4 separate regions of the Homo sapiens genome follow, and all the other regions are linked to region 2. Evidence: chromatin contacts called from ENCODE Hi-C or POLR2A ChIA-PET data. All regions are on one chromosome and are shown on one strand. Each heading gives the region's core, a stretch centred on a gene start or an enhancer-like site at or near the end of the contact. The rest is flanking DNA. Distances are from core to core; before and after follow the strand shown.

Region 1 (6,021 bases), core at 3,291-5,790, 910 kb after region 2:
ATCATTTTTGTTGTCCAGTATAGTGGACTGAGCATTTGAAATGTGGCTAGTGTAAATAAGAAACTGTATTTTAACTTTTATTTAATTTTAATTAAATCTAAACAACATGCGGCAATTGGCTACCATATTGGACAACACAGCTCTGAAGAGTTCAGTGGGAAGAGTTTTTGTTCATCTGCAAAATAAATCTGCCCCACCTACCTCACAGAGGTGTCTGGAACAAACAAGGTGATAAATGTGAAAGGGCTTTACTCACAAAAGGGATCTGAAAAGACAGCAGTGTGAACCTCTGGAGTGCAGTGGTGCAATCTTAGCTCACTGAAACCACCTCCCAGGCTCAAGTGATCCTCCCACTTCAGCCTCCCAAGTAGCTGGGACCACAGGCATGTGCCACCATGCCCAGCTAATTATTTTATTTTTTTATTTTATTTTTGGTAGAGATGGGTTTTGTCATGTTGCCCAGGCTGGTCTCGAACTCCTGAGCTCAAGTGATCCGCCTGCCTTGGCTCCCAAAGTGCTAGGATTATAGGCGTGAGCCACTGCACCTAGCCCGTTAATATTTCTGTTAAATGGTGCTTGCCAGGCTGTTTTGATCTGTTTACATTTCTGTGTCTCTCATTTGACCCTGAGCTCTTCGAGGGTAAGAACCAGTAGGACTGTTTCACAGTTGTACCCCCACAGCCAATGGCTGGCATGTAGCTTGGTGCTCATGTTCAAGTGAATAAAATGTCTGCAGTCCAGAAGGGACTCCTGGCAGCAGGATCTGAGTTGTGTGGTGAAAGCTGGGTGGGCAAAGAGGAAGGGGCCGAGGGGAGGAGGCAGATCAATACAGTGGTGAGACAAAGTGAGGGCTCCTGCTCCCCACTCAACATTTGAGGCCCATCCAGAGAGAGCAGGGAGCCAACTCCTGAAGCCAGGAATACTTTCACACAACAGGGTGTGAGGCTTGTGGGAGATTAATTGAGAAAGGCTGATCAGAGGAGAAATGATCTACTCAACATATTCTGCTTGTTGAGGAAGGCCAAATTGATTATAAATCTCCGCCTAGCCAGGGCTCTGGGGGTAGGTGCTGTGGTTTCCTTTGATTTGATTGATGGTGGCCGGGTTGAAGGTGATTCCTCAGTCTCTCTACCCTTCCAAGCCTTCCTTTGCTCTTCTGGGGAGTGGAAGAGGGATTCTAGAAACTCCCCAACAGAACTGCAAGAGAGAGGTGGTTTTTAGCCTGTTGTTTACTTATTTAAAAGGATTTTTTTTTTTTTTGAGATAGAGTCTTGCTCTGTCGCCCAGGTTGGAGTGTAGTGGCGTGATCTTGGCTCACTACAACATCCACCTCCCAGGTTCAAGCAATTCTCCCTGCCTCAGGCTCCTGAGTAGCTGGGATTACAGGCGCCCACCACCATGGTTTGCTAATTTTTGTATTTTTTAGTAGAGACGGGGTTTTGCCATGTTGACCAGGCTGGTCTTCAACTCCTGACCTCAGGTGATCCGCCTGCCTCAGCGTCCCAAAGTGCTGAGATTACAGGCGTGAGCCACTGCGCCCAGCCTAAAAGGAAATTTTAAACTTACTTTTGCTCAATTCCAAGACTTATATAAGGAAACAAAGAGAGGAGACTACCAAAATTCCAGCACCCACTGTGATCACTGGACTTGCACCCAAACTTCTCACCTTTACAGTGGGCCTCCTTGCTTAAGGCCGTGTAAGTAGAGGCTGTCTGCTTAGGTTCAACCTTGCACACTGGCTTCAGCAACTCAAGAGGCTTGATTTCAGAGCAAGTTCAGAGCAAGTTCCTCTGAGAAGGTAGTTCTGTCAGGGTATGTCTTTGTCTGTTGGGACTACTATAACAAACACCTTAGGCTGGGTAATTTACAAACAGAAATTTACTGCTCACTGTTCTACAGACCAGGAAATCCAAGATCAAGGTGCCAACAGATTTAGGGGCTGGTGAGTGCTTGCTCTCTATTTCAAAGATGGTGCCTTGCTGCCTTGCTTCACATGGTGGAAGGGGAGATCACTGTGTCCTTCCACGGCAGAAGGGGCAAGGCAGCTCCCTTCAACCTGACCATTTTTATTTTATTTTATTTTTTTGAGATGGAGTCTTGCTCTGTCGCCAGGCTGGAGTGCAGTGGTGCGATATTGGCTCACTGCAACCTCCACCTCCCAGGTTCAAGCGATTGTCCTGCCTCAGCCTCCTGAGTAGCTGGGACTACAGGTGCACACCACCAAACCCAGCTAATTTTTGTATTTTTAGTAGAGATGGGGTTTCACCATGTTGGCTAGGATGGTCTCAATCTCTTGACCTTGTGATCCGCCTGCCTCGGCCTACCAAAGTGCTGGGATTACAGGCGGAAGCCACCATGCCTGGCCCAACCTGCCCACCTTTTAATACTATCACATTGGATATGAGGTTCCAATGTATGAATTTAGGGGAGACACCAACATTCAGACCATGGCAGAGCTTTTCAAGGTTTGGAGACCAGGCCTGGGGTGGCAGTGGGAGACAGACTATCCCTTTCCTACCACATACCTGAGCTGGTTAGATCCGTCCCAAGGAGAAAGGCCCCGCTTTGAGCGCTGGCAGCTGTGTTCAGCTGGACTCTTCTCTTGGCCCAAGCATTCATTTATTCATGCTATTATAAGATTTGAGCTTATTCTATTTTTAAGGCTCTTACTCTTGTAGCACTTTATTAACATCTTTTTTATAACTCGTGCCAGTCTTATTATAATTTATATGTTCATTCTCTAATTTATCACTCATGAAATATTTGTTGAATATTTATTATCTGTACTTATGGTACTAGGCAGTGACATAAGCTAGAATTATTCTTAGGCCCAGTTCTTCTCACTGGTCTCCTGGGTGTTCCAGGGGAAAAGTGAGCTGTTCTCTTTCCAAATCAGGCCCTAGGTGTTTTATCTAGACCTTTCTCATAAACTGGCACTATTCACTGAACTACTGCCCAGGGGCTTGTTCTCCCTTCCCATACTAGTAACCAAGGTTTGCTCAGTGGCTATGAAGTCAGTTTCCCATCTGCTTGAAGTAAACATAATCAAGAAGGTAAATTGTCTGCTAGAAGCTCATAGAGTACATGGAAAAGGGAAGGGAAGTCCAGAAATAGGTTGTTTGCTATTGGGAAATACTTGCCATTTGGGGAGGTAACTGTCTGGATTACTGTTTTCTCCACTCATGAATGACCAGGAATCACTATGTGGGGGATCTGAGGGCAGGAGGGGGCAGTCATTTTTATTCATCAGGTTAAGCATGTCTAGGCAAGGGGAAGGTCTAAAAGTGGAATAGTGGAAAGAGAACAGGACATTGGAGACACTTAAATCTAGCTTTAACTCCCAGTTCTACCACTTCCTGACTGTATGACTTTGTATAACTCCTTTAGCCTCTTTGAGCGTCAGCTTCTCCATTTATAAAAAGGGGATGACCATTCTGCTCAGAGGACGTTATAAGTAAATAAAATATATATGCAGCACCTGGTACAGAAAGCATGATATTCACTGGTACAGCAGAATTACAACTGCGTTGACACCAGCCTGGGCAACATAGCGAGACCCTGTCTGTAAAAAAAAAAAAAAAAAAAAAATTAGCCTGGCAACGGTGGCACGCGCCTGTGGTCCCAGCTACTGGATGGAGGCTGAGGGGGAGGATCCCTTGAGCCTGGGAGGTCAAGGCTGTGATAAGCCAAGATCCTGCCACTGCACTCCAGCCTGGGGGACACAGATTCTGTCTTAAAAAAAAATCAGAATCGCAAGTGACCTTTATTTTATTTTATTAGATTTTGAGACAGAGTTTCACTCTGTCACCCAGGCTGGAGTGTAGTGGCACGATTTTAGCTCACTGCAACCTCTGCCTGGTGGGTTCAAGCGATTCTCCTGCCTCAGCCTCCCAAGTAGCTGGGATTACAGGCGCTCGCCACCACGCCTGGCTAATTTTTGTATATTTAGTAGAGACGGGGGTTTCACCATGTTGGTCAGGCTGGTCTTGAACTCCTGGCCTCAAGTGATCTGCCTGCCTGGGCCTCCCAAAGTGCTGGGATTACAGGTGTGAGCCACCGCGCCCGGCCACCTGATGCTATTTTTAAAATAACTGGTCCTTGTAAAAAATCTACACAAGTATATAAAGTGAGTGGCTTAAAGGTGTCCTATTTTGCATGAATTTGCGAGAAATTTTATTGCTGGAGACTCTCGGCTTCTGTCCCAAACTGAGTCACAAGAACTTGATTTATTTTTACTCCGCACCCCTCTGATTGCTTTCTGAGGGTCCTTCCGCTAGAAAGAAATTACATTGTTGGAAAATCAGACAGGAAACTTCGCAGTTCCAGCCTGGAAGCAAAAGCAGGCGTGAAGCTATCTCTTCAGCCCTCCCTCCCCCCAAGGGGAGGGGCACGGGGGCAGCTCGTGCAAGAGTCTGCAGAGGGCGGGGCTAGGGGCGGGGCTCCCACCTCGGTGCGGGGCGGGGGGCGCCGCGCGCTGGTCTGGCGGCCCGCGATTGGGCGAGGCCGCGAGCGGCGTGACAGCTGCCAGCTCACCGGCTCAGACGGTCGCCGCCGCGTTTGCGCAGGGGGAGCTGGTCGCCGCCGCGGCCGCCTGGAATTGTGGGAGTTGTGTCTGCCACTCGGCTGCCGGAGGCCGAAGGTAGGGGCGGTGAGGGCCGCCCGGCCCTGGAGCTGGGCGGGGGGCTCAGGGCGCTTCCTGGGCCTCCTCCTGCCGGCGGCCTCGGCGCCTTCCCAGCAGTGTTCTGGGGACCCACACATCCTCACTAGTGTCTCCAAAGCGGGACGTCCAAGTGGGCCCGGGGCTCCCTGCCGAAGGCCTACCTTTCTTATCTTTCCCACTCAGAATGTCTCCATTCACCTCTTTATTGGCAGGAGATGGGGCCGTGGAAATTTGAGATTGGCTTTGGCTCCGCACCTGTTTTTAGTGCCCTTGCCTGTTTCATTCTCCCAGCCTAAGTTTCCGTATCTGTCCGAAGAAGGGGTGGTTTGGTGTTGATCTCCGAGACCCGTGTGTCTCTTCCCATGTGGAATTATTGTCACTCTCTTATTGCTTGTTTTTCTTTGTCCTGGAAAATTTGCCTTTAGAGGTTACAGACTGGTTAGTGTTATCTCTCGGATCGTCTAGGGGCTTTGTGCATAAGCCTTGGGCTCCATTCCCTGGGATTTCCGATAAGATGGTGCGTGGGCAGCTGTACCCCAGGGGGTTCTCATTCAGGTGGTCCCGGAATCCTGGCTTTGAAAATCCCTGCTTCAGAAGTCAGGAGAGAATGACTTGACATATGAGCCCCTGGAATGGGGCTCTGAGTGGGAAAAGCCAGGAATCAGGAAATGCTAACACGTGTGAGGCTGGGGCTTTCTTTGCACCGGAGGAATTAGAATGCCATTTGATGTCTTTTAAAAATATTTGACTACCTATATATGTAAGATCAGTTTTCTAATATTCTTAAATGCCTGGCTTCGTTTAAAGTTCAGTTGGCTTTCCCACCTCAATAAACCTAAATAAAAACATGATCTGAGAGATGGGGCGGGGGTTAAGTTAACCCAAACTAAGTAGACAGGAGGAGAATGAAACTTACATATTTGCTAAGAGAAGAAAGTGATGTGTTTATAAACAGTTTTTTTTTTTTTTTTTTTTTTTTGAGGCGGAGTTTCGCTCTTGTTTCTCAGGCTGGAGTGCAATGGTGCCATCTCGACTCACAGCAACCTCCGCCTCCCAGGTTCAAGCGATTCTCCTGCCTCACCTTCCCGATTAGCAGGGATTACAGGCATGCGCCATCGTGCCCGGCTAATTTTCTATTTTTAATAGAGACAGGGTTTCTCCATGTTGATCAGGCTGGTCTCGAACTCCTGACCTCAGGTGATCTGTCTACCTCGGCCTCCCAAAGTGCTGGGATTACAGGCATGAGCCACCTCGCCTGGCATATAAACAGGTTTTTTTTTGACATTGTGAAAGATATTTTGTTGTGTGTGTGTGTCTTTTCTGCTCTCACCCCACCCAAGTTTTTTTCTTTTCTGATAAAA
Region 2 (5,846 bases), core at 2,351-4,850:
GCGCCTCCAGGGACAAAAAGGCTCAGTAGCAGGCTCTCCACAGAGAATGGAGTGGGACATTATGTTTCACTTGTAAACTGAGGCTAAGATCTGGTACAATCCGATCTAGAAGGGCTGCTGCTCTTCCTCAAGAGTTTACCTTGCGTCAAACCAAGCCCCTGCTCCCTAATGAAAACTCAAGGCAGCAACAAGGCCAATGAGAATACGATGAGGGCCCCACCCACCCCCCCTGCCAGTCCCTGCCTTTCTTCCGTGCTGATTGCTGCCCCCAGGACAGAAGACTAAGACTCGAAACTGCCCCGCCTTCCTATCCCAACTTCCCGCCTTCGTATCCCAACTTCCCGCCTTCCTATCCCGACTTGCAGTCTAAATTTTCTTGCCCTCCGTCCTAGACGTCTATATACAGGGATTCCGAATGATTTGAGTTTGGAAGTGCCCTGTTTTTCTGAAAAAGTGACTGCCACCAAGAACTGACTTCTTAGTTACCCAGCGCAGAGGCAACTGATGAAGTTTCCAGACAGAACACAAGTTGAATCTCATTTGTACACTTAAACTGGGAATTTTAAGGTCAAATCAGCAAATTACTGGGACCTAGATCTCTCCACATAAATATGTACTTGTTTTATGCTATTCATTATATATGTATAAAACTTTTGCCCTTATTTGCCAGCTTCTCTACTTTATATGTGTATCTAAAAAGCAAACAAGATTAACAATGCCTTTCCAAAATAATTCAATGATAAATAGGATTTTTAGCATATTTTCACTACTGAAACGAGAGTTAATTTCAGAATAAGCCTTTAAGTGTGGGCTTTTTCTCAGACTAAGGAGGTGAAAGGCAGCTTTCTTTGGGCTATAGTGTACAGTAGCCTTAAAAGGCAATCTGGGAGAAATGAATATAAACTTCCAGAAGTCTTAAAACAAAAAGTTTAAACTTTAAATAAAACTTCACAGTTATATTTGCATTGTAACACTGAAAAGTCATTAGAAAATAAGTGGATTTTAAGACTTCTAACCATTTGTTAATAATCTAAACAATATACTAACTTGGTGAATGAAGTCTGTTCTAGTATCCAGCTGTTTGAATTTGTTAATGTAAAACAAATAGTTGTAAAACTAAATGTATAATTTCATTAGAATGTAGGAAAGACAAAGGGAAAACGAAATATACAGCAAATTAATATGCAGCAAAAATCCATGTTAATGAAAAACATCAAAAAGTAAACATTTCCTTTCTCCTCACAATATGCTTACAAAGACATAATGTCTCTAGATTTCTTGAGCCCTTTTATTATTAATACAACAGACACATTTTAAAGAGAATAGAGACTGCTTTATTTTTAATCCCACTGTCTCTATGTATTTAACAAACTCTTACCAACAAAAAATTGTGCGCAAAGAAATACACATTAGGCAGAACAAAAAAGAAAAAAGCTTTAATTTTCTTCAGCCTGACTACAGGTGATTCTGAAATAATCTAATTCAGTTTTGGTTTTATAAAGTAAAAATCAACACACATTTATAAAATAGACTTGGAAAGAGGTTGTCTACCTCTGGGTAGTAAACCCTTCTGATTATAGAGTTCCTAATAGAAACAATATGTTGATTAATATTTTACAAAATCACAAATTTCCAAAATAAAGAACATTAGAGCTTGTGTTTTCAAGTGATACTTAGATTAAATACCAGTCTTAAACCAGACAACTATCTTCAATACCCAAATCATTAAAACTAACTGGGATGTTGTACTGTAAATGTTCAAAGTGGAGGAATTAGCCATTTCTTCTCATGACTGTCTACCAAAAAAATTGAGAAACTCTCAAATAAATCTTAACATTTAACAACAACAATGACTAATAGTAACAGCATTTCCCAGATCGTTCTTTAAAAGCGTATTCCTTTTCCATAGCTCACTTAATCTTGAAAATCATGCCTCTTCAATGCTATTTTAATGTTTCGGATTAAAGATATGAAGTAAACATTTAATATATGAAGAGAACAATCCACTTGATAAAAATCCTCGCATTTCCAAAATGTTTTCATTTTAAGCATTTGCAGAAGTTAAATAAATGTAGCAGACATTCTAAATTCGATAAAAAATTCAGAGAACCCGACATTTTATGTACCCCAAAGGTCCAAACAGAACCGATGTAAATGTCAATAGCTGTCTCCCTTCCGGCTGATACTTAAATGGTTTTACTAGTACTCAAAGCAATGAAATCAGCAACTCTCTCTCCACACTCTAGTCAACACTCCAATTTCCAAAGCCGCAATTCGCAAACGTCAGTTGGGCGGGGGCGGTGGGGGATCTTGAAGTAATCCAAAAATTTCCTTTCCCCTTTGACAGTCCACCAAAAGATGTCAAACCAAATCCAGCCTATTGTAAAGCTCTGGGACCTCCCTTCCAAGGACACCGAACACAAGCTTAGACACCGCTGCGAAAAGCTGTCCAAAAGCGCCTGGCCGGACAGAAATGTAAGGAGCCCAGGCCAAAACGAATTAGAACCCCCAACAGAGGGTCCCGCAGACACCGCGGAAAAGAAGGTGGCATTTATTCCGGGGTAGACAGCTACGAACCAGTTACCCCAGCCAGTCTCTGGGGGCTCTCCAACCCAAGTTCAGGTTTATGGCAGATATATTGGTTGGGTGCCTTCCCCTACAAACATCACAGCCCGCCTCCGGGGCCCACCGCCGCTCACAGAGAAGACCCCTCAGCTTCACATCCGTTCCTTTTGCCCTCGGACAAAGGCAGAGGAGCTGTGGAGCTGACCCAGCGCTGTGGGGCAGTAAAAATGCCTTGTTCGGGCCACCCATCTTTGGGCCCGGCTTCATCTGCGATGTCAGCACCAAAGGTTTTTTTTTTTTTTTTCCTGGTTTTGTTTTGTTTTTACAACGCATCCTGGGCGGGTGTATGCATTTGGTGGTAGTGGGGTGGGGGGAACCGAACAGAGGAGGGGTTGGCAGTGAAGCCTGGGTTATAGAACTCTCCTTCCTCTCCCTCCTTCCAGGGTTGCCGTGCAGGGAGTGTCAGCCACGTCTAGCGCACAGTCCCAGGCCCCAGGGCGAAGGCGGCCAGGGGAAATGGGGCTCAGGGATTGCTAAGCAAACGCATCACTGGTGGTCTCCAGCGCCTGCGGAGGTAGGATCGCCTCTTTTCTTAAGGGGCGTGTTATTTTGTTCTCTTTTGAAAGTAGGAGGGGGTTCATTCGTTTCTCGCTGCGGGGGGTGGGAGAGAACGTTGCTGCACCGCCTGGGTCTCCAAGAGGGAGGGTGCGGGGATGTCTGCAATGGTACTATAATTATTCCTGGGCTGAGAGAGCAAGTAAAGGGGACGGGGCGAGCGTCACCTGGAGCTGTGGCAGTGGCAGCAGGGAAGGTCGCGAGGGGCTTACCCGGGCGGGCGGGCGCTGTCCTGCCGCAGGTGAGGGAGGGCGCAGGCTGGCGGGAGGGAGGGCGCGCGCGAGACAGGCGCGAGGAAGGGGGGAGGGGAGGAGGGCGCGCGCGCGCACACCTGTCCTGGACAGCGGCGCTAGCCGAGCTGCGCCTCACTTAGGCTCTGCGGGCTGAGGAGGAAGGAGGGCGGGCTGGCGGGCGGGGGCGGGACGCCGAGGGGAGGAGGAGGAGGCGGCTCGGATGGCTGGCTCGGCTCTCGCTCGCTCTCCCTCCCATGGGCAAGTCCGGCTCACACCCTGCTTCTCCCGCTCACTCACAGCCCCCTTGGCTCTCCCTCCTCCTCCTCCTTCCCCTGCGGGATCCGCTCGCCGCCGCCGCCGCCGCCGCAGACGGCAAGTCGTGGCAGCCAGACGTCGGCGCGTAACCCGGCGCTCCGTGCGTGACTCCAGGCGACGTCAGCGCGCGCTCCGCGTTCCCCACCCCTCCTCCCAACTCCGTGGCTCGCGCCCTTCGCTCTCGCGTCCCTCCGTTTTAGCTGCCGCCGCGGCGGCCGCCGAGCGCGCTCTTTCCGCCCCCTTCTCGCGCGTGAGCGCGCCCTATCGGCTCCTGGCGCGTCAACATTCCGCGGGCCAGGCCTTGGGGCGCGTCTGAGGAGGGGGATGTCTGTGGCCTCTCCGCCCACACTTCCTCCACCCACCGCCCACAGCGCCCCAGAAGGACCTATTACTCGTTTGGCTTCTGAAGGCCGAAGCCAGGCTCTGGCGGGGATAGAACCCTGAAGGGCCTGCGCCAGCTCCAACTTAGGGCCCTGTGCGTCGTTGCGACTTCTGCTACCACCCTATCACGCGGCACCCCCGCCCCAACTCCGCCCGGGTCTCTGAAGAGGCAATAGGCCTTTCATCTCCGGGGAAAGTCTCACCTTGGCCCTCAGACACCCGCCAAGAGGGGTCGGAAGGACAGAATTAGCATAGAGAAGAGTGGCTAGAGCACTTTTCAGGCTCTGGCCCCAGGAATCCTTGACAGGAAGCGTGGGGTTGCTGCCCAGCCTCCCACGCAGTGTAATATGTTGAAGCCGGGCCCCTTTGAGGGAATGCGACTTCCTTGGGCCGAGGGGGAAAGGGTAAAAGTTAATTTTCATAAAATGCTATGCAAGGGCTAAATGTGAAATTATAAAATGTCCTTTAAGACAGTCTTCTTGAAATCGTATCAAGTTTGACAAGATTTTTGGTGCACGGTAACGCTTTTGCTCGCTTTCTACGCTGTCACGTCTCCATCCTGCAACACTGAATACGTAGATGGAACGTGGATCAGCTAATAACTGCAGCAAAATAAAAACTGCATTTATCATCTTTATCATTATTTAAATAGACCTCCGAGAAGTCAAACTGTGATTTAGGAAAACTTAATCATTGCCTCAACCTATTTAACTATTTTGTTTTGAAGTTACTTTGCAAATATACCACAAAATCCCTCTTTGTTAGGCAGTGGTAGACTTTTAAACTCACTTGTTAGAGAATCTTTCCCAGAAGCATATCTAGTTGAGCCTGCGAGGCAAGTAGGACTAAGGTATAATTACTCCCATTTTACAGATGAAAATTTAGTTATCAAAATGTAAGTCAGTTGTTCAGCATTGTGAGGAGTCTATCACTGATAAAGGGAAAACTCTAAGGTCTATTATTGCCTGCTTTATTCACTAAACCAGAAATCTCTCAATTGTTTTTTTCCAAGTATCTTTTGCTGCCTCTTACGTATTGTAGGCAGTGCCTGATGGCTGAGAAGAATCGCAGAGGACTAGAAAAGGTTTGAGTCTGAAATTATCTGGCACAGAGGATTAAAGCTCAGAAATAAGTGATTGCGAAACAGTTCAACTTCCCTGTTAATGACAACAACAACAGCAACACGCTTATTAATTCCTAGCTGGAGGTGAGAAAATGAGACTGGCTTAAGGGTGATGGGTCATTTCCTTTGAATTGCTTCTTTATATTCACCTCATCTTTAGGTGGCAGCACTACTATATAAATATCCTTCGAAGTACAGTCTTCTGCATCTTAATATCCTAAAGGATATTCTGTCCTAAATGTTTCCAACTGTATTGTGGAGATTAGAAACTGGTGATTTAATGATCTAAAATCATAGCTGAGAATTAGAAAACTTGGAGGTTCTAGAGGAGGAAAAACAAAGGCTATCAGACACATTAATAAAATACATGGAGCTACGGAGGGAAAACATTAGAAAGTTTCAAGAAAAAAGTTTTTTAGGTGTATGAGGAGCAAGTAGCATCTCTTTAAACCTTGTCTTTTATTGAAACATAGGACAAGATAACCTTCCAAAGCAAACCATCCTTTCTCAGTACTGCATATTTATCAAGCATTTACAGGTTCGAAGTTGCTAGTTATATAGTTGCTTGTACTCAACTGTAATTTAAAAATTCCGATGCAGTTTTTCCTAATTAA
Region 3 (5,662 bases), core at 2,054-4,553, 770 kb after region 2:
GAAGAATGGCATGAACCCTGGAGGTGGAGCGTGCAGTGAGCCGAGATCGCGCCACTGCACTCCAGCCTGGGCAACAGAGCAAGACTCCGTTTCAAAAACAACAACAACAACAACAACAACAAAAACCCATGGGCTCTGGAACCAGGCTGCTTTACTAACTGTGTGACCATGGCAAGTTACTTAACCTGAGTCTCGGTTTCCTCATCTGTTGCATGGGAATTAATAATAGTACCTAGTTAGAGAACCTAGCACATAACAATTGGCATTAACTATCTCGGTGATTAAATATTTAGGGCAGTTAAAGGTCTCTAGACCAAGGGACAAGGTAAAAATTAGAGATCTTAAATCTACAGAGGTGAAACAATGTCACAAGAAAATCCCAAAGTCTACCCTAATCTCAACTGTAGTGTAACAAGGGTAATTAGGTGAGAGCAAGAATGGGTCATCCTAACTGATAAAAGCTCAAGTACATTAGAAATGCCACCCAAATTTATACAAACTGATATAAGAAGCAGAGGCTATTCAAATTCTCCAAACGTGTGCCCATCCAATATGGTGGCCATCGGCTACACAGATCTATTTAATTAAAATTTAGTTCTTCATTTACACTAGCCACATCTCAAGTGCTCATAACCACACACAGTACCTACATCATTGGACAGCACCACTCTAAACAATGAAAAAATTAAGAAAAAAGGGAGTTTTTTGGAACTGAACCTTAGCCTATATCAAATGCAAACTATTCATGCACCTGTGCAACAGGTGGTCTAGATCACAAAGGCAATGACTTGGACAACTTTAATCTTAGACCACAGTCAGAAGACGTAGGTTCAAATCCCAGCTATGCTACATAGCCACCTTAAAGTACCCTAGACCTGTCACTAAATCACACAGCACCACATAATGGTTAAGAGCATAGAATCTCTGGACTATCTGGATTTGAATTCCGACTATCATAGCTCTGTGACATTGGGAAAGTTACTTCACGTCTCATTTGTTATCTTCATTTTACAGTAGGGCCTACCTTCTAGCTATGTTGTGGATCAAATTAGTTAATATTTGTAAAGGCAATGAGAACAATGCCTGGCATTATTGTTATATAAATATTTGCTAAATAAAAATAATCTTTCAGGCTTCTATTTCTTTAATTCCCAAATGGGCAAGATAAAACTTGCTCTGTTGGGAGGCCGACGGGGGCGGATCACAAAGTCAGGAGATCGAGACCATCCTGGCTAACACGGTGAAACCCTGTCTCTACTAAAAATACAAAAAATTAGCCGGCGTGGTGGCAAGCGCCTGTAGTCCCAGCTACTAGGGAGGCGGAGGCAGGAGAATCGCTTGAACCCGGGGAGGCGGAGGTTGCAGTGAGCCAATTGCGCCACTGCACTCCAGCACTCCAGCCTGGCGACAGAGTGAGACTCCATCTCAAAAAAAAAAAAAAAAAAAAACTTGCTCTGCCCATTTCACGTTTCATGATAATGAATGACAATAGGATGTAAATTACAAGAAAATGTTTTAAAAGCACAAAAGGTTATTAGATTACAAGGGGGCAGAGGTCTTGCCTTCCACATTCTTTAATCTCCCACAGTATCAACCAAATTGCTGTGCTAAGTGTTCAAGTTTTTCACTAAAACTGGAGCATCACACTCTAGAGTCATAAAGTGATAAACCTGAATAAAGTGCAGAGTGCTTATTTAAGGAAAAGCCTGCTATAAACTCATTCTGACCAAAAGAGGGTGAAATTACCTACCTCAATTTGAGTTCCTAAGGAGCAACGTGCACAGCCTTGAATCATTAGAGGAAATCTCCATTCCCTAACCTCCATCCCTTAAAGAAACACAAGTGGGTTCTATAGTTCTTGTCAAGTTACCTATCCTGTGATTTTGTGTGTGTGTGAAAAAGTTTTATTCAAGTTCACAACTGACAAGTAGTATAAACAGACTAATTTTCCCCAAATATCCTGTCTTTCACTAACTGGAAACAGAATCACAAAAGCAAATAGTGGAGTCTCATTAAAAATTATTGTAGAGAACTTTTACTTATTGCAAACACAACCTACGCCAGAAGAAATTTCAAAAGCGACTTAATGAAAATATAAACCAACACCTGATCTAACTGTGCTAATGAAATCTGTGAAAAAACAATGCCACCACGTTTCAACATTAGCCAGCACACCCAACATGAACATCTACTTTCCGTTGAAATAAACGTCAAAGGCTGTCAGCTGCTACACCTTCCAAGGCAAATTGGAAGCCAAATTCTTTCTAGAGTTTGGGGTTTTTATGAGTTGATACGGGTGCCAAATCAGGGAAAAAAGAAACAAAAGGAAGCAGGTAAGACCCCTTTTAGGAGTCCCTAAAAAATATCACTGCTGGCTGCTGCAACAAATGTTTTGAAGACCTAAGTTCACCACAAGCCTTATTTATTTCTGGTGGCGATGGTGGGGAAGGAGGAGAGTAAGCACAGAAAATTATTAAAAGGTAAGAGGACCTTAAAGTTCATCTAACTCAACGCCCTCCTAGGGTAAGGGTTCCCAGTACCCCAAAGGTTCTTTTTTCCAGGGCATGAGCTGCAATACAACCAAAAATAAGGGGTAGCGATGGCGAAGAAACGGGAGAAAGACGATCTTCTGATCAGGCCCGTCGACGGTTGCAGCGTTCCCCCAAGACGCCAAGAGCCCGCCAGTCCCTCCGCCCCTCTCTCCCCAAACCCCAGCCTCGGCTGAGGCGCGCACGCGCAGCAAGTAGGGGCTGCGCGTGGCGACGCGCAGGCGTAAAGTGGGTAGAAACAATAAGCTTTGTTGCCGAGGCGGTGGGAGGGGGGCAGGGGAAAGGGTACCCGGCGGAGGGATAAAGGACCGGGAGAATGAGGAACAGGAGAAAGTGCTATCCCGGCAACCCTCGCGCCACTGAGGACCCGGATAGAGAGCTGCGAGATCCAAATCATTAATAATGACAATGAAAAAAAAGCGACGGCCATGTCTCGGAGAAGACAGAGACGAAGTCGGCCCAAGCTCATCCCTCAGACTTGGTGGAAAGAGGCAATGAACAACGGAGGCCGCAATGGACTCGGTGGCCAACCACCCAGGGAACCCTTTAGGCCCCTCTGCCGTCGCCGACTTGCTGTCCCTCGACCTCCGCACCCCTGTCGCCACTCTGCCCGAGAGGACCCCTCACCCAATGCACAGCAGCGGGGACGGCAGCCAACGAATCCTGTCGGCCTCCGCGGATCTCCACAGGCAGCGCCGCTCCCCCGCTCGACGTGCGCTTCGCCCGCCGCCTCCCTTCTCCAGTCCAAACAAACACCCCAGCCCGGAAGTGACTTCACTTCCGTCGCCGCCAACCCCGCCCTCTTGTTCTGTCAGCTCTGCCCTCCGAAGCCACTAGAGAGCGCGCGCGAGAACGCGCGACCCCGAAGTCTGTCTCCAAGGCTGCACACGTGTGCACGCGCAGCAGCCTTTCCAGCGCGCCCCTACGGCCGGCTGCCGGGTGTAGCAGGAACGCTGTCGCACGTTCTCTCTGGAAGGCAGGAATGGGGGCGTACCACTGTTCCCACACCCGCCCATCTTCCGAGAATGATGATATGCAATGAGTGAGGCAGCTGGGGACTGAAGAGCACCCTGACAAGATACACAGGCGTGGACTTTCACAGACATCACACACCCCCCCAAAAACGTAATATTTAGGTAATGACATAGCACACACATACCCATACACACCCCAAGAATGATACACAATGTCACACAAACAGCGACATGCACCGAGTCACGTCAAGATCCTGACACAGAAAAATAATAAACTAAGGGAAATCACAGAGGCGTACTAAATGATATGCAAACATCCGCACTCAGACATGTGCAGGCACAAAAACACACTTTTTGAAGCTGGATGCAAACGCAAAATACAAATACATGTGCAACTTCTTTGTGGCTAAAGGAGGAAATGCCCTGTCCACACAGGATAGAAAAGTGTGACCTCCGGGTTCAAGAATTTTGTAGTCCGTGATCCTGGGTGCACTGGCCCCATAGTTATTCTTACCCATGCTTCCTTCCTGTCATCGTTGACAAGCCCCAAGATATATTTCTAGTGACACTAAGCAATGTAAAGAAGAGAGTATGTTTTTGTTTTTTTGTTTTGTTTTGTTTTTTTGAGGCGGAGTCTGGCTCTCTTGCCCAGGCTGGAGTGCAGTGGCGCCATCTCGGCTCACTGCAACCTCCGCCTCCCGGGTTCAAGAGATTCTCCTGCCACAGCCTCCCAAGTAGCTGGGACTACAGGCGCACGCCAGCACACCCGGCCAATTTTTGTACTTTTAGTAGAGATAGGGGTTTCACCGTGTTGGCCAGGATGGTCTCGATCTCCTGACCTCGTGATCCACCCGCCTCCGCCTCTCAAAGTGCTAGGATTACAGGTGTGAGCCACCGCACCCGGCCGAGAGTATGTGTTTTACAAATCTGGATGTTCAAATGTGTAGATACTATCTTTGAAAAAGGGACACAAACTAATTTCTTCCCTTTGGAGAGGGCAAATGACCGACTAGGAAATGGGTGCAAATAACTATCCTTTTCTCCTGAAAAATTTGAATCTTTTAAAAACTATATGCTTGTAGTATTTACTAAGACAAAAAATTCCCTCCATGGGAAGGCTTGAATTTAGAAACCGGGTTGTTCCTCTTCAGAGCTATTTCATTCACTGAATACTCTTCTGGGCCAGTCCAAAGCCCCAAAGAAATGAATGCAGATGGTTCTGCCCTAGCTCCTGGGTCAACCACCTTGGCAGCACTTACAGATCTATATTCTAAACTGTGAAGATAAGCTATCAATCTGAGGCTGAAGGAAGTCTGAACATAACAAAATAGGTATTTATATAGTCTGAGATGACTCAGACTCTCTTTTTAAGACACAGTCTTCCATCACCCAGGCTGGAGTGCAGTGGCATGATCACGGTTCACTACAGCCGCAACCTCCCTGGCTCAAGCAATCCTCAAACCTCAGCTTGCAAAGTAGCTGAGACCACAGGTGTGTACCACCATGCCTGGCTAATTTTTGAATTTTTTGTAGAAATGAGGTTTTGCCATATTGCCCAGGCTGGTCTTGAACTCCTGGGCTCAAATGATCTGCCCGCTTCAGCTTCCCAAGGTGCTGGGATTACAGCCGTGAGCCACAGGGCCTGGCCTAACCCAGACTCTCTTAAAAGGTAAGCATGAGGCCAGGTGCGGTGGCTCACACCTGTAATCCCAGCACTTTGGGAGGCTGAGGCGGGCAGATCATGAGGTCAGGAGTTTGAGACCAGCCTGGCCAACATGGTGAAACCCTATCTCTAATAAAAATACAAAAATTAGCCGGATGTGGTGGCACATGCCTGTAGTCTCAGCTACCCGCGAGGCTGAGGCAGGAGAATCGCTTGAACCCGGGAGGAGGAGGTTGCGGTGAGCCCAGAGCATGCCATTGCATTCCAGCCTGGGTGACAGAGTGAGACTCTGTCTTAAAACAAACAAATAAACAAAAAGGTAAACATGAGATAATTGAATTTGTTATTTAGTAACACAAGCCACTTAACTGGTTATAATGGTAATAAAAAATATTTGATAAATCATGTGAAACACTCAAAGGCCAATGCTGTTTTTCCCACACAAAGGGGTTAAGATCTCAATTTCCAGATCGCAC
Region 4 (5,561 bases), core at 3,044-5,543, 560 kb before region 2:
CCATGCAGTCGATAGATTCAGCTCTCAGGGCAAAGCGGTCACTTGTGGCCCCAAAGCCATTCCAATTGAAGAGGTAGATGGTACCTTCACTGGAGCCACAGGCTACCTTCTTCCCCCACTGCAGGGAAATAGAGAAAACAATGTGGAAGCTGCCTCAGACTAAGCCCCCAGCACACACCCCTCCATCCCACCATAACCAGCTGTACTTTCATGAGAGTGACAGAGGTCAGGTCCCCAGACTGAGGTTCTGAGAGCAGCTCAAACCGACGCCTCTTAATGTTGAAGATGCCAAGGCAGCCATCCCCGCTGTAGAGAGTAGAGCAGTAGGCTTAGACGCAAGGTCTATTTGAGGAAGACATTTCACACAGGGAGGGGAGGGGAGGCAAGGCAGCTTTGAAGTTGTACCTGGCTGTCAGCAGCAGCTTTTTGGCTGGATCCAGAGCCATGTCTGCGATGTACTCTTCATGTTGCCTCATATCCATTAAGGGGCCCTCCTTCCGCTGGTCCCAGAGACAGATACCACCTGTGTCATCCCCAGTGGCCAGAACATTCTCATCCACCAGCAGAAGACTATTGATGGGGGCACTAGAGACACAGATGTAGAACTTCTTGGAGCATCTCTGTCCCAGTGGGGACCTCCTGGTCCTTACCCTTCACCTCCATGCACATACACAGAATTGGCTGCTCTCCTTACCCATGAGCCTTGGAAACACGTCTTTCCAGTTGGCCCTGCTCCACATCTAGAACATGGATGGCTTTGTCCTTGGAGACAGTAATGAGCTCTGGGGAAAAGGTGCCCAGGTCATGGTGCTGCTCACTGCTCCCTTCCACCACATTGCTGGTTGTCTTCCCCAGTACTCACTCTGCCCATCTTCAGAGAAGGCCACAGCTCGGCAGGCCTTGAGATGGTGACCTGATGACCAGAGCTCCTTGGTTTCTCCCTCTTGGCAAGAGTAGGAAAAGCTGGGGAGAGGGCAAGGAGGGTAAATGACTCCAGACCCAGCCTGGGTTGCATTGAGTGCAGAGACCAACTAGACAGAGCAGCCTTCCCACCTACCTAAGAGTTCCTGCTTCTACACCTCTAAGCCCAAAAAGTTTACCATCTCATTTCTCCATTTTCAGTGAGTTTGAAATGTTAGGTCCTGCTTTTTTCAATATATGTTAGTTCAAGGTATATTTGCGCAAGATTTCTTTGTGATCCCACCCAACCCCTCTTTATCATCTTTGAAAGCCCCAGCCTGGACAAAGATTGGGTCTGGACCACTGTGGAGGAGATATTTGTTACATCAATGACAAAAGACCAGCCCCAGAAGTTAGAAATCTAAAAATCAGTAAGGTAGAGCAGGCTCTTGCACTTCAGGTCTGCAGGAGCTAGAGAAAGCCACAATTAATTACAGTACATTGAGAGTACGTGCTGAAAAAGAGGCAAGATCAAAATGGAGGTGGGGGAGAGGCACCAGCCTGTAAACAACTTTGAGGTGAGTACTGTTTATGGAATACCCCCAAGTGCCTGCCTCAGAGCAGATCCTCAAAAAGGGCAGAATGAATACATGCTTAATTGCCAGTGAGTTCCAGGTAGGCAGAACTGAGCCTGCTCATTTTCTCTATCCCAGTGCTGAACGTGAAAAAGTAGCTTAATAAACATTCACAAATTGAATGAATACTTGGGAAGGGAGAAGAGAGCCCTGGAAAGCTAAGGTGGTGACATGTGGGTTGGATCATACAAGAGTAGAATTTGCCTGGCAGAGAGCAAGGGCCAGATACTGGAGGCAGCAGAGATAAGGAATGAGGAGGGTTCCTTGTAGCAGGAGAGTAGCATGACTGAATCTAGAAAGATGGGCTGGGGTGGGCATGAGACCACATGAGCCAAGCAGAAGTTTGAATTTAATCCTCGGAAAAGGAACCTTTTCACAATAGTCATGGCTGAGGGTGGGGAAGGGGAGAACCAAGAATTTTCCTCCAGAACCTTTTTTAAGACAAGGGAAGCAACAAAGTTGTGTGGAATGTGAAGAAAGGTGGATGTCTAGGGCAACTCCCAAGTGCCTGGCACCATAAATATGGATAGTAGTAGAAGGGAACCTACATTTGTTGAAGAGCTGCTTAGGTGCTGTACTGCAAACTTGTCCCCTCTGCAAGGGTAGGTATAATTCCCCCTTTCAAAGATGAAAATACAGAAGTTAACACGCTCAAGGCCATTACAGCTAATGAGGGGTTGAGGTTTAAATTCATTAAGTAAATCTGATAAGCATAACATCTTCAACTTTTCCACTGCCTCTAACCTGTATCTTTTGTTCAAAATCAAACATGTGTTGAGCATCTACCCTAGACTAGAGGTTGGAGATAAAATAGAGAACAAAACCGATGACAGATTACACTCCAGAACAGTGTTTTTTCACATTCTAGTCATATAACGGACTAGTAAGCTACGATCAGCATTTTGTGTACATGTACACAATAATAGAATAAAATCAGCAATTGTATCACAGAGCATCATATATAATGTAAAAGGTATTTCTCTGTGAGGCAAGGTCAAAGACGTTTGAAAAACATTAGTGAAGGAGACAGCATTCAAATAATTACACAAATGGACATATGGTTACCAACCATTCATTATTAAGGGAAAGGTACCATGGCACCTGGTGCCATGGCAGCATCTAACAGGTAACCAATTTTAGTCTGGGGAGAGAGGAAGAGGGAAGAGATCCTGGAAACTCAGAGATAGTAGGTAAAAGTGAGGGGAAAGGAGTTTTCCGGACAGAATAGCACATGCAAATGGGCTGAGGTTTCGAGATTTTTTTTTGAGATGGAGTTTTGCTCTTGTTGCCCAGGCTGGAGTGCAATGGCACGATCTCGGCTCACTGCCACCTCCACCTCCCAGGTTCAAGCGATTCTCCTGCCTCAGCCTCCCGAGAAGCTGGGATTACAGGTGCCCGCCACCACACCCAGCTAATTTTTCTATTTTTAGTAGAGACAGGATTTCACCATGTTGGCCAGGCTGGTCTCCAACTCCTGACCTCAGGTGATACCCCACCTTGGTCTCCCAAAGTGCTGGGATTACAGGCATGAGCCACCACGCCCGGCCCAAGACGTATTTTTAAAAGGTATGGATGAATGAGCACAGATGGTCAGGGCGTTGAAGGCAGGATTGAGAAATTTGTACTAAATCCTAAAAGCAGACCATTGAAGGGTTTTAATCAAGGGAGTGTCTCACTCTATTGTCCAAGCTGGAGTGCAGTGGCACGATCTTGGCTCACTGCAACCTCCACCGCCCGAATCCAAGTGATTCTTCTGCCTCAGCCTCCCGTGTAGCTGGGATTACAGGCCCGCGCCACCACACCGGGCTAATTTTTGTATTTTTAGTAGAGACGGGGTTTCACCATGTTGAACAGGCTGGTCTCGAGCTCCAACCTCAGGTGACCCGCCCACCTCGGCCTCCCAAAGTGCGGGTATTACAGGCGTGAGCCAAGATTTGTGGTTTGAAAAATCACTTAAAGGGGCCTGCTGAGCCTGTCTCGGGCACAATATAATAATCCGGTAGGAGTCCGGGCACGGTGGTTTACGCCTGTAATCCCAGCACTCTGGGAGGAAGGCAGGTGGATCACGAGGTCAGGAGTTCAAGACCAGCCTGGCCAAGATGGTGAAACCCCGTCTCTACTACAAATACAAAAAAAATTAGCCGGGCGTGGTGGCGGGCGCTTATAATCCCAGCTACTCGGGAGGCTGAGGAAGAGAACTGCTTGAACCCGGAAGGGGGAGGTTGCAGTGAGCCCAGATCGCGCCACTGCACTCCAGCCTCGGCGACAGAGCGAGACTCCGTCTCAAAAATAAATAGGTAAGTAAATAAATAATAATCGGTGGGAAATAACAAGGCCTTAAAGGGCTTTTTGGCCTACTACGGTATCTGGGCTCTGTCACGACATTCCAGTTCTTTCAACAGATTGGTGTGATAGAAGAGCCGAATGTTACTGAATAAATTGGACCCAAAGAATCTTGCAAAATTTGTCTCCCTGCAACTTTCTCTCATCTCTCCTGTTCCCAGGTCCACCCCCGGGAAGCTTCCAGACCCGGCGCCCCGGCCCTGCCCCGCTCTCACACGAACACGTCCCCGTCCACGTCCCCTGCAGCCAGTAGGTCACGGGCCGGATGGAACGCCAGCCCACTAGCCGGAGCTTCCAGCACGATGTCTTCCGGAGTGTCCCGGATCCGGGTTGGGGCTTCCATGGAGTCTGGGTCCTCCTCGTCGCTCCCATCCTCAGCGGGCCTCTCCTCACAAGTGCGGTCCATGCTGAGAAGGACTGCGAGCCGCGCCGCCGCAGGGTAGTCAGCCTCGGAACCACCCACACTGCGGGAGGAGTAGCCTGGCACTCCGCTTCCGCCTCGGGGGGCGGGGCCGGAAGTGTCTCCGGGACGTTCTTCCTCTTACAGGAGAGGTGGGTGGGCCGCTGCTGGTGCGGGTGGAGCGGAGCGAAGAGACCGCATCTGGGAGATCGGCTACTTCCTTGTCCTGCTGTGACCCCGTTTGGGCTAGGTAGACGGTGCGACCGTCAATTCCCTCCCTAGTCACGTCACGTAAAGTTGAGAACTGCGTGTAAATCTTTCCTCTCCTACTTCATCCAGACAGGCTTAATGCCCTTGGGATAGGAGAGAGGGACGCTAGTCCTTCGTGGCTTGGTGAAACCCAAGATCAAGTCAAGCGACAGCCTGGGCTGTCAGGAAGCCGCAAAATCCCACGCTGCGCGATGACATACGGGAGTCTGGGACAGCAGGCAGCTCAAGCAGCTGGTGTCCACGCCCCTAACGTCTTTGTGGCCAGTTTGCTGTGCCAGTTCCTACAATTTGTCTACAGAAACTCAATGGGCTGGACAAGCAGTGCTCAGTTACCAAGAATTTTTTTTTCTTTTTTGTTTTGCTTTGTTTTGAGACAGGGTCTTGCGCTGTCGCGCAGGCTGGAGTGCAGTGGCACGATCACCGCTCGGCTCAAGCGATCCTCCGAGTAGCTGGAACTACAGGCACGCGGCACCACGCCTGGCTAATTTTTATTTATTTATTGAGACGGAGTCTCGCCCTGGCTGGAGTGCAATGGTGCGATCTCGGCTCACTGCAACCTCCGTCTCCCGGGTTCAAGAGATTTTCCTGCCTCAGCCTACCGAGTAGATGGGACTAGAGGCGCATGCCACCACGCCCAGCTAATTTTTTGTATCTTTAGTAGAAACAGGGTTTCACCATGTTGGCCAGGCTGGTCTCAAACTCCTGACCTCGTGATCCGCCCGCCTTGGCCTCCCAAAGTGCTGGGACTACAGGCGTGAGCCACCGCACCTGGCCAATTTTTGTATATTTTGTAGAAACGAGGACTCAGTATGTTGCCCAGGCTGGCCTTGAACTCTTGACGTGTCTTCCCACCTCAGCCTCCCAAAGTGCTAGGATTATAGGCGTGAGCCACGGCGCCCAGCCCCTGAATTTCTTTTTTTAAATCAAGGTCTTGCTCTGTCACCCAGGCTCAGAATGCAGTGGTGTGATCATAGCTCACTACAGCCTTGAACTCTTCGGTTCGATCCTCCTGC

Evidence for each region. A loop is a pair of places that touch in the nucleus more often than their neighbours do. ChIA-PET counts read pairs that join two places held with the same protein, here RNA polymerase II (POLR2A). Pooled maps may share reads with other maps.
Region 1: a map of naive thymus-derived CD4-positive, alpha-beta T cell shows a loop between it and region 2 (7-fold over the local background). The contact joins the promoter of SIL1 here to the promoter of MALINC1 in region 2. A Hi-C loop is called at or near these places in 2 of 168 maps with a recorded cell type or tissue (CD4-positive, alpha-beta memory T cell and naive thymus-derived CD4-positive, alpha-beta T cell) and 9 of 50 pooled maps. POLR2A ChIA-PET finds 5 or more read pairs at or near these places in 1 of 52 experiments (activated T-cell).
Region 3: a map of naive thymus-derived CD4-positive, alpha-beta T cell shows a loop between it and region 2 (7-fold over the local background). The contact joins the promoter of PAIP2 here to the promoter of MALINC1 in region 2. A Hi-C loop is called at or near these places in 3 of 168 maps with a recorded cell type or tissue (CD4-positive, alpha-beta memory T cell and naive thymus-derived CD4-positive, alpha-beta T cell) and 10 of 50 pooled maps.
Region 4: a map of naive thymus-derived CD4-positive, alpha-beta T cell shows a loop between it and region 2 (14-fold over the local background). The contact joins the promoter of WDR55 here to the promoter of MALINC1 in region 2. A Hi-C loop is called at or near these places in 1 of 168 maps with a recorded cell type or tissue (naive thymus-derived CD4-positive, alpha-beta T cell) and 7 of 50 pooled maps. POLR2A ChIA-PET finds 5 or more read pairs at or near these places in 1 of 52 experiments (OCI-LY7).

What each region holds. Positions count from the first base shown.
Region 1 is chr5:139,196,887-139,202,907 of GRCh38, reverse strand. It overlaps SIL1 (SIL1 nucleotide exchange factor), which reads left to right and starts at 4,540. Exons shown (of 10, transcript NM_022464.5): 1 at 4,540-4,639. RefSeq lists a silencer at 4,335-4,864.
Region 2 is chr5:140,105,766-140,111,611 of GRCh38, reverse strand. It overlaps MALINC1 (mitosis associated long intergenic non-coding RNA 1), which reads left to right and starts at 3,600. Exons shown (of 4, transcript NR_102741.1): 1 at 3,600-4,203; 2 at 5,122-5,316. LOC124900193 reads left to right here and starts at 2,343. Exons shown (of 4, transcript XM_047417990.1): 1 at 2,343-3,828; 2 at 5,151-5,316; 3 at 5,833-5,846. The coding sequence starts at 2,627. The coding sequence ends at 3,553. RefSeq lists enhancers at 2,789-3,290, 4,401-4,500 and silencers at 3,441-3,700, 3,711-3,770, 3,801-3,870.
Region 3 is chr5:139,339,495-139,345,156 of GRCh38, reverse strand. PAIP2 (poly(A) binding protein interacting protein 2) reads right to left here and starts at 3,303. Exons shown (of 4, transcript NM_016480.5): 1 at 3,177-3,303.
Region 4 is chr5:140,663,636-140,669,196 of GRCh38, reverse strand. WDR55 (WD repeat domain 55) reads right to left here and starts at 4,293. Exons shown (of 7, transcript NM_017706.5): 1 at 4,094-4,293; 2 at 863-963; 3 at 695-782; 4 at 406-585; 5 at 207-306; 6 at 1-118. The coding sequence starts at 4,284. LOC124901088 (a long non-coding RNA gene) reads left to right here and starts at 3,760. Exons shown (of 2, transcript XR_007058968.1): 1 at 3,760-3,832; 2 at 4,040-5,561. RefSeq lists enhancers at 4,159-4,288, 4,639-4,798, 4,216-4,882.